Regions from separate parts of the Homo sapiens genome. Here region 2 is linked to region 1. The links are chromatin loops, found by intact Hi-C in ENCODE. Cell type or tissue: natural killer cell. All regions are shown on one strand. Links, peaks and the distances in the headings refer to the core of each region. The heading gives the core; the rest is flanking DNA.

Evidence for each region. Peaks named below come from ENCODE experiments on the same cell type or tissue, not always from the same donor. Only the 100,000 strongest peaks of a DNase experiment are listed, where the experiment ranks them.
Region 2: a loop joins it to region 1, with 2.1 times the contacts of the local background. A loop is called at or near these places in 2 of 110 quality-filtered maps.

Annotation. Positions count from the first base shown.
Region 1 is chr12:96,340,719-96,346,108 of GRCh38, forward strand. The region is part of intron 1 of CDK17 (cyclin dependent kinase 17); the gene reads right to left. Among named protein-coding and RNA genes, the nearest start is that of CDK17, 57 kb to the right of the region's middle. In natural killer cell, for the core only: no CTCF peak of the experiment used is centred there; a DNase peak (open chromatin) is centred at 3,053.
Region 2 is chr12:96,470,862-96,476,251 of GRCh38, forward strand. No RefSeq gene overlaps it. Among named protein-coding and RNA genes, the nearest start is that of CFAP54, 16 kb to the right of the region's middle. In natural killer cell, for the core only: no CTCF peak of the experiment used is centred there; a DNase peak (open chromatin) is centred at 2,730; H3K27ac peaks cover 2,361 bases.

The DNA.
Region 1 (5,390 bases), core at 119-5,118:
TTACTATAATAGGGCAGTGCTAAATTACTGATTATCTAAAATTGGAACACTCAAGAGTTTGGTTAAAATATTTTATCAGTTTAATAAAAATTTTTGAGATTATGAAGATCTTTACACTATCATTTCTTTTTTTAACTTTTATGCTCAGGAGTACATGAACATGTTTGTTATAGAGGTAAACTGCATATATGGGGGTTTGCTGTGCAGATTATTCTGTCACCAAAGTAGTACGTATAGTACCCAATAGGTAGTTTTTTTATCCTCTCCCTCCTCCAATCTTCACCCTCAAGTAGGCCCCGGTGTCTGTTGATCCCCTCTTTGTGTCCATGCGTTCTCATTGCTTAGCTCCCACTTATGAGTGAGAACATGTAGTATTTGGTTTTCTGTTCCTACATTAGTTTGCTTAGAATAAATGGATGAATCTGGAGGCCATCATCCTACGCTATTGTTTCTATGAATATTAAGATAGATTAAACAGTGTGACTTAATGGTAAATGACTAAATATTCACATTTCAGTGTAAATGTCATTCTTCAGAGGGCCCTTTTCTGACTCTATTCCTCTATCCTTAGTTTTTACTCATAGCACTTATCATATACATACACACACACACACACACACACACACGTCTCATATATGTACGTGTGTGTACTGCAAAACTAATGTTTTTCTAGATGTCAAAAACACTTCTAGCTTTTTGTAATACTTAGATCAAATTTAAAACGGTAAAAGGGCAGTAAAGGGTTACAGAATGACAGCATATAACTCTCCATTTAAAGACAGTTGAAAATGTTCAAAAATCAGTTATCAACAATAAGTACATAAAAGGAACATGCAAATATAATGAATTATCTTACTTCGCCTTGGGCTAAACTTGTTCTTGGATTATCTGCTATACAATTAAGGAAAGGTAAGAATTCTATTTACTTAAGGAATATAGATAATGATTCTAGAATGCCAACTCAGTTTGGGCCTTAGGAATAGAAAAATATGCATACCATACACTGTTTTAAAAGAAGATAACAGCTAAAAATACTCCCAAACTAGATGTTCTAGTATGAGTCTTTACTTGTAAAAATGGTGTTATAGTGTGGTTTTCTCAGCACTTGCAGTAAGAAACTCTTTGCATACAATTTCACCTTATAGTCAAGCTACTCTAATATAAAAGGACTTATTAGAGTGGCAATCCACTGTTTATGTTTTTGAAATATTCTTAAAACAATTTTTTGTTAATAATTGCAAAATATTAAAGAAAAGGCTAAATATTGTTTTTAAATGACTAAATGACTTTCCTTTAGGTAAATAAGCAAAACATACACGTAGAACAAATCAAGTATTGTGAAGAATAAAATCTAGGATTTATTGGGAAACTAAGATTATTCCACGTAATGTTGCTTTTGTCAGTCTTTCTGAAATATCAAACAGAGATAAAGACAGATTTATTTCTTCATAACATTTTCAGCAACGATGACTATAAATAAAAACTACTGTAAAAAAAGTGAACTCATTAAGTGGCATGTAAGCAAATATTCTGTTATTTTCCCCACAATAATTAAGCCATGACAAATACCCAACACACTCTAGGACATGTAAGCTAATCATACAGAATGAGGAATAACCAGTGTTTAAAACTTAAACTTTTTTCATTAGAGACAATGTTGTTATTTGCATAAAACACAAAGTAAAATACAAAAATTAGCCAGGCGTGGTGGTGTGCACCTGTAATCCCAGCTACTTGGGAGGCTGAGGCAGAAGAATCGCTTGAACCTGGGAGGTGGAGGTTGCAATGAGCTAAGATCATGCCACTGCACTCCAGCCCAGGTGACAGAGCAAGATGCCATGTCAAACAAACAAACAAACAAACAAAACCATGAAGTGATTGTACAAAACACTGACAGAGCACTGAATTAAAATTTCAATCATGCTATAGGTTTTTTATACAAACACTTAAAATTTTTAATCCTTGGCCAAGTGTGGTGGCTCACGACTGTAATCTCAGCAATTTGGGAGGCCAAGGCAGGCGGATCACCTGAGGTTGGGAGTTCAAGACCGCCTGATCAACATGGAGAAACCCCGTCTCTACTAAAAATATAAAATTAGCTGGGTGTGGTGGTGCATGCTGTAATCCCAGCTACTCGGGAGGCTGCCGCAGGAGAATCGCTTGAACCCAGGAGGCAGAGACTGCAGTGAGCCAAGATTGTGCCATTGCACTCCAGCCTGGGCCAACAAGAGAGAAACTCTGTCTTAAAAAAAAAAATTAATCCTTGATGTGTTCAAATCTGAGGCTGATTCTTTTCTTTTGATAGTATGAATAGTGAAACACACAAACTAGAAAAAAAGAAATGTACCAAAGATTTTCCTCCATTCAAAAATACCATAAGAAAGACAATATTAGTTTATTATGACACTTGAGGTGTAAAATGTCAGAGAAGAATGCTCTAGAGCTTGGTTCTTGTACCAAAAACAACCAGTAAACTGGAAAAACAACAAGAATCAACTATCTTCCAAGTATGGAACCTAATTAGACACTAAAAACAACCAGGAAAGTGCTTCATGCAGAGGCTGCTGATCTTGACTCACATGGGCAAACCAGTAGCTACCATTCCCCATTTCTCAGCTTTGCCACAACAGTAAGGAATAGCAGCCCCCATCTCTGGAGCGACTTATTAGTGCCATAGCAGGCAGTGGGAGAATTTTGTCCTCCAAAAATTCAAGTTTGAATATTTTGGTCAGTTTGGCAGATCACTGAGAGACAGGCACAGAGGCAGATGCTTGCCTTTATTTAGGCCCTCTGGGGCTACCGGGCAGGGGAGGCGCACCTGCATCTACTGGAAGATCTAATAAGACAGCACCTTCTTCTTTAAACCAGATATTGTTATATCATTGTCAGGTCACTGACTTACTACAGAGATAATGTAATAGAAACTTCAGTGACTATACACACAAGAAATACACAGTTTGCAAAAATGGTTTTGGAAAGTCACAAAGGGATGACAACAGCCTTCAACTAGCCAAGAAAGGCCTGATGAGTGGGAGAATCTGATAACCACAGTTACCACATTGTACTACAGTGGCTAGGTCTCAACAAATAACCACAAAGCACACAAACAGGAAAGCATGGCCCATTAAGAAAAAAAGCATTTGACAGAAACCTGAAGCAGCACAGAATTTGGAATTGCTAGTCAAAAATGTTAAATCAACTGTCCTAAATATACTCAAAGAGCTGAAGGAAATCAGGAAAACAATGTATGAGCAAAACAAGAATATCAGTAAAGAGACTGAAATTATAAAATGGAATCAAACAAAAATTCCAAAGCTAAAAATTACAATAACTACAATTTAAAAATTCACTAGAGTGGTTCAACAGATTTGAACAGGCAGAAAAAATGATTAGCAAATTTGAAGACAAGGCAATTAAAATTATCCAGTCTTAGGGATACAAAGAAAAAAGAATGAAGAAAAATGAATAGAGCCTGATGAACCTACCGGACAGGGACACTATCAAGTGTACCCACCTACACAGCATAGGAGCCCCCAAAGATAAAAGAAAGGGGGAAATATTTGAAGAAATAACGGTGAAAAGCTTCTCAAAGCTGATGAAAGACATGAATACATACATCCAAAAATTTCAAATAAATCCAAGAATAAATTCAAAGGAGATACAATATTCAGACACATTATATCCAAAGTGTAGAAACCCAAAGACAAATAAAGTATCTTGAAAGCAGCAAGAGAAAAGCAACTAGACATATACATGGGCTCTTCAGTAAGATTAACAGCTGATGTGTCATCATAAACTGTGATGACCAGGCAGCAATAGGAACGGCATATTTTAAATCCAGAGAGAAAACAAAAAGTCAACCAAGAATTTTATATTCAGCAAAACTATCCTTTAAGAATGAAGGAGAAATTTCCAGATAAAAGCCAAGGAAGTATGTTACCAGTAGACCTACTCTACAAGAAAGATAAAGGGAAACCTTCAGGCTATAATGAAAGGACGTAAGACATAACACTGGTAAAGGTAATTACACAGGTAATTATAAAAGAGAGTATTAACGCACTTTTGGTTTTTAACTTTTTGCTTTTCTTGTTTTTTTAATTATTTTATTGTTGTTGTTTTTGAAGTTCTGGGGTATATGTGCAAGATGAGCAGGCTTGTTACATAGGTAAACATGTGCCATGGTGGTGTGCTGCACTTAACCCATCACCTAGGTATTAAGGCCAACATGCATTAGCTCTTTTCCCTAATGCTCTCCCTACCCCTGCCCTCCTCCGACAGGCCTCAGTTAAGTGTTGTTTCCCTCCCTGTTTCCATATGTTCTCACTGTTCACCTCCCACTTATAAGTCAGAACATGAGGTGTTTGGTTTTCTGTTTCTGTGTTAGTTTGCTGAGCATAATGGTTTCCAGCCTTAACCATGTCCCTGCAAAGGACATGATCTCATTCCTTTTTGTGGCTGAATAGTATTCCATGGTGTCCATGTACCACATCTTCTTTATCCAGTCTATCAATGATGGGCATTTGGGTTGATTCCATGTCTTTGCTGTTGTGAATAGTGCTGCAATGAACATACACATGCATGTATCTTTGTAACAGAATGATTTATATTCCTTTGGGTATATACCCAGTAATGGGATTGCTGGTCAAATGGTATTTCTGGTTCTAAATCTTTGAGGAATCGCCACACTGTCTTCCACAATGGTTGAACTAATTTACATTCCCACCAACAGTGTAAAAGCATCCCTATTTCTCCGCAACCTTGCCAGTATCTGTTGTTTCTTGACATTTTAGTAATCGCCATTCGACTGGTGTGAGATGTTATCTCATTGTGATTTTGATTTGCATTTATCTTAAAAGGTAAAAAAAATTATAAATCTGCTGCTGGGCACATAAAATATAAAAAGGTAATCTGTGACAATAACAATATAAAAGGGAAGAGACAGAGATATACAGGAGCAGACTATTTATATACTACTAAGTTGGTATTATTCAAATGAGGTTACTATCATTTTAAGATGTTAACTATAATCCTCAAGGTAACCACTAAAAAACTAACTATAAAATATTACAGAAAAGAAAAAAAACAAAGGAATTAGAATGGTATGCTATTTTAAAAATTAGCAAAGTGCAATAAAAGGGCAAAAATAAAAAAATTAAGGAGTTAGAAACAAATAAGACATACAGAAAACAATAGCTAACTAGAAAAATTAGTTCTTCCTTATCAGTATTTTAAATGTAAATGAATTAAACTCTTCAATTAAAAGGCAGAGATTGTCAGACTGGATTTTTTAAAAACCCAATCCACCTAAATGCTGTCTATAAGAGACCGGGTGCAGTGGCTCATACCTGTAATCCCAGGACTTTGGGAAGTGGGTGGATCGTGTGAGGTCA
Region 2 (5,390 bases), core at 228-5,227, 130 kb after region 1:
CTTCTCTAGCACCCCACCTGGAATATGTGAAGCAAAAAGAAAACTCACTGCCATCTTGTTGCTTGGGTCCCTCCTTTCAGAGTCTGCTTTTTGTTGTTTTTTTTTTTGTTTTTTTTTTTGAGTTGGAGTCTCACTCTATTGCCCAGGCTGGAGTGCAATGGTGAGATCTTGGCTCACTGCAACCTCCACCTCCCAGGTGCAAGTAATTCTCCTGCCTCAGCCTCCCAAGTAGCTGGGATTACGGGCACCTGCCACCAAGCTTGGCTAATTTTTGTATTTTTAGTAGAGATGGGGTTTCACCATATTGACCAGGCTGGTCTCTTGGCCAGGGTAGTCTTGAACTCATGACGTCGTGATCCTCCTGCCTTGGCCTCCCAAAATGCTGGGATTACAGGTGTGAGCCACCGTGCCTGGCCCCTTTTTTACACATACTGTCCAAGATGTTTATCTGTACTTTGTTGGAAGAATAGGGAAAAGTATATCCACTCCATCTTTCTGGAGGCAAAATTCCACAATAAATTATTTTAAATAGCAAGAATAGGAATTTAATGTGAGTAATTAGTTATATGGGAGGACTGCAAAGCCAAATAGAGGACAATGAGGCATCCTAGACATTAATAACAGCAGGAAGGCATGCCAGAGGGACAAAGGGAGGCCAGGAGTTGCTCATCCAAACCATGATCACAGAGAGCCTGGCCAGTGGGAACTGGAGTCATACAGGGATCAGGCTGTTAGAGCTGCTGCCCTAAGCTATTGAGGACATAGAGACAAACACTCTGGCTTCTCTCTTTCTTTCACTCTCAAATTTTTTACCGGTGCCTCTTATTGACCAAATCAAACTAGAACCCGATTGGGAAGGGCATGAGAGATGAAGTTCCCTGTGACACAGAGCAGAGAAGGGGTAGGGAAGGAATGGATTTGGAAGCAAACAGGCAAATGTCTAGCACTCCCCATTTCACTGATGAGTCAACTGAAGCATAGCCAGTTAAGTTACTTGGTCAGAGTTCCACAGCAAGCAATGTTGTGGTGTCAGATTTGAACTTAATCATTTGGTCCAGGGCCCATAGTCCACATCCTTGCACTTCAGGACACAGTGAGTCCCTGAGGACATAAAATTTTTGGAATTTCTGGGTTTGAAGAATTTAGTGTCAATTTTTATTTATCCTTTAGCAATGCAAGAAACATGGATTATTGGTTAAAATCCAGAAGTTTGATATGTTAGCTTGAAAATATTCTGGATCATGAGGGGAATTCTGAAGTCATTAAGAGTTGTGTCAAATATGATATTGACCCACATACTTTTAAAAAATGTTGTTATTTATTCAGTGCATATTCTGCGTCAGACACCATTTTAGGCACTTCAATAGTTTTATTAATTTAACTCTCATAACAACTCTATGAGGTAGTTACTGTCCTTATTATCCCCGGTTTACAGATGGGAAAACTGATGCACGGAGAGGTTCAATGAATTTTCCAGGTTACACAACCAAGGCCGCTAAATCAGACACTCTGGCCCTGGAGCCCACATCCCTAACCACTCTTTTATATGCCCTGTGACTGTTCCCACAGTGACCTTGGCAGTGAATTTAGTGACAGCAGAGAACAACCACAATGAGGGAACAAATAAGCAGCAGCTGTCAATCTAAACAGCACAAGGTAAACATGTCTGTTTATTTACTACGTGAATTTAACAGATCTTGGTGTCTCTTGTTTTTTGTTTTAAATCCTGAGTAATAACTATGTGAAACAGATGTTTCAGCAACACTTAAAACTAATCATGTGGGCGTGGTGGCTCATGCCTGTAGCACTTTGGGAGGCCGAAGCCAGTGGGTCACCTGAGGTCAGGAGTTCGGGACCAGCCTGGCCAACATGATGAAACCCCGTCTCCACTAAAAATACAAAACTTAGCTGGGCATGGTGGCAGGTGCCTGTAATCCCAGCTACTCAAGAGGCTGAGGCAGGAGAATCGCTTGAACCCAGGAGGCAGAGGTTGCAGTGAGCCGAGATCGTGCCACTGCACTCCAGCCTGAGTGACAAGAGCAAGACACTGTCTCAAAAAAAAGAAGAAAAAAAAATACATTGTAGGGGCTGGGCGCGGTGGCTTATGCCTGTAATACCAGTACTTTGGGAGGCTGAGGTGGGCACATCACTTAAGGTAAGGAGTTTGAGACCAGCCTGGACAATATGGTGAAACTGTGTCTCTGCTAAAAAAAATACAAAATTAGCCGCATGTGGTGGTGTGCACCTGTATTCAGCCACTCGAGAGTCTGAGGCAGGAGAATTGCTTGAACCCAGGAGATGGAGGTTGCCCTGAGCTGAGATGGTGCCACTGCATTCCAGCCTGGGTGACAGAACCAGACTCCATCTCAAAAAAAAAAAAAAAAATAATGCCAATTTGGGAAAAACAAACAGCTTTCTTTGACTGCTGAAAAAAGAGAAGTCTTGGCAAAGAGTACTCCAATGATAATGAAAGTTGAACAGATAAATAATACCTGCATCTTCCTTCAAGGTCATTTCATAAAGTGCAATAAAAGTCAAAGTTCACATAATAAGAGAAAATTCAAAGAACTCCCTGCATAGCAAAACTGAAAAGTAACCTCTTCTGATGATGCCATGAAAAAAGCAGAAACAAGAAGTGATAATGAACTGGGGAAAGAGTGAGGGAGAATGTTCTGAGGCTACCAGGCTGAGATTGGCTGATAGGCTGAGCCCCCAGAATCAAGCTGAACATAGGAAGGTGTGAGCGTTGTGGGGTGGTGGTGCTAGTGGTGGTATGGGTAGCGTGGGTGAGGTGTCATCACAGATGAACTACATAGTTGTCTTCAAACTTTTTGTTTACTTTGCCCCATAAAAATATTCCCCAAATTCTGTATTTTATTGCATATTTTAAAATAAGTGTATAGCATATTATAAATATTATATTGTCAATACATCTTACAACGTGTAAGGAGGCTGTAATGTGCCTTGCTTAAATAAATTGTTTAATTGTTCCATCAATGACTCATAGTAAGATTCCAGATGCCTTTGTTTTGTTAGGAGATTAGAGCAATGGTGGAAGGGAAGGAGAGAAGAGAACTTTGAGTGCAAGTGCCTTCGAAGGTAAATAAATATGCAGAGAATACAAAAGTCAAGGATCTGGAAATGGACTCTCCTGAAATCAGACATGCCCATACATTTGGAAAGTCTTGGTGTATTCCAGGGCTAGAAGGACCCTAGGTTGAAAACCAGTGTCTAGATCATTAGGGAGGGCTTTCTGTATGGAGATACAAAATTAAAGGCAATGGAGACCTATGAAAGGATGTCAAACTGGTTGAGTTTGCGTGATTTGATTTGCATTTTAAAAAGATCATTCTGGCCACTTTGAAGAATGGGTTGGAGAGAGGCCAGACTGGAGGCAGAAAAAGTGATTAGGAGGTTTTTGCAGAAACCTCACTGAAGGCCAGACATGGTGGCACGTGCCAGTGGTCCCAGCTACTGGGAAGGCTGAGGTGAGAGAATTGCTTTAACCCGGGAGATTGAGGCTTCAGTGATCTGTGATCATGCCACTGCACTATGCCGCGGGTGCAGAACAAGACCCTGTCTCAAAATCAAAACCAAAACCAACCAAAACAAAACCAAAAACACAAAACCCTCCCAAAAACCTTTTGAAAGAGGATGAAGGCCTAAGTTAAGGCTGGGACAGTGGAGATGAAGAGGAAAAGACAGCCTAGAGTAGCAATGTTCAATAGAAATACAATGCAAGCCGAAAATGAGAGCCATGTGTGTAATTTAAAATTGTCTAGTAGCCACCTAAAAAAGGTAAAAAGAAGTAGTCTTCATTTTAATAATTTATTTATTTAATCAAATATGCTCAAAATATTGTCATTTAAAAATATCATCAATATGGCCAGGCGCAGTGGCTCATGCCTGTAATCTTAGCACTTTGGGAGGCCGAGGCAGGTGGATCACCTGAAGGTTGGGAGTTCAAGACCAACCTGACCAACATGGAGAAACACCCCTCTCTATTAAAAATACAAAAAAATTTAGCTGGGCGTGGTGGCACATGCCTGTAATCCCAGCTAATTGGGAGGCTGAGTCAGGAGAATCGCTTGAACCCGGGAGGCAGAGGTTGCAGTGAGCCGAGATCATGCCATTGTACTCCAGCCTGGGCAACAAGAGCGAAACTCCATCTCAAAAAAAAAAAAAAAAAAAAAAATATATATATATATATATATATATATATATATATATATATATGTCATCAATATAAAATTTTATGAAGATATACATGTCGTTTTTATACAAAGTCTTTAAAATCGGTTGTGTATTTTACACTTATAGCACATCTAAATGTGGGTAAGCCACATTTCAAGTGCTCATTAGTCACAGGTAGCTAGTGACTGTTGAATTGGACAAGTACGGGTCTAGAGACTGGGACTGGAAATGGAATAAGAGGATTCAAAGATACCATTGTTCTTGCTTGGGTAACTGAATGGTGGTATCCAGTGAAGGGCCAAGGGGGTGAGTTGAGGGAACATTGGCCACTTCATAATTTCCATCAGCTCTATCAAGCCAACTTAAATGATCATACGATCTAAATGAAAACAATGTGTTTGCTTATAAGGCCAAGGCGGGCGGATCACGAGGTCAGGAGTTCAAGACCAGCCTGGCCAACATAGTGAAACCCCATCTCTACTAAAAAAAATACAAAAAATTAGTGGGGAGTGGTGGCAGGTGCCTGTAATCCCAGCTACTCAGGAGGGTGAGGCAGGAGAATCGCTTGAACCTGGGAGGCGGAGGTTGCAATGAGTGGAGATCGCGCCACTGCACTCCAGCCTGGGCAACAGTGCAAGACTTTGTCTTAAAAACAAACAAACAAAAAAACAAGATGCAGCTTCAAAACTAGTTTCCTAGCTCTTCCTTCTAACCTAATTGCCACAGCCCTCTTCTAGCAAGACATTAATTGCTTTTAACCCTCTTCTAGTATGAAAATTCTGGAGCCTCCACTAATGGCATCTGTTACTTGCTGAGAGACCGAGAAAGAAGGAGAGAGGAGTAAGTTGGGAAAAAGATATTTGTTACTTTGAATGATGTTAAATTTAAGATACTCTGGTAGATGGTATTATTGTTCAAAATAGTAGGTGCTTCTCCCTGTGGGGGATTATACTGCTCAGCCCCACTGAGAGCAGCCTTGAACATTTGAGTTGATTTAGAAAATGAAATGTGAGTGCAAGTGCTGGGTGCCACTTTGGAGACAAAGCTTTAAGATGCCCTGAATTGTTCCTCTATCATTTTCTCCCCTCTGCCCTGAGACTGGCAATGTCCCAGATATGGCTTGGTCCTTCAGCCTGGGACCCACATTATTCAGGAATGTGAGCAAGGGATAAAACTTTGTTTTTGCAAGCCATGGG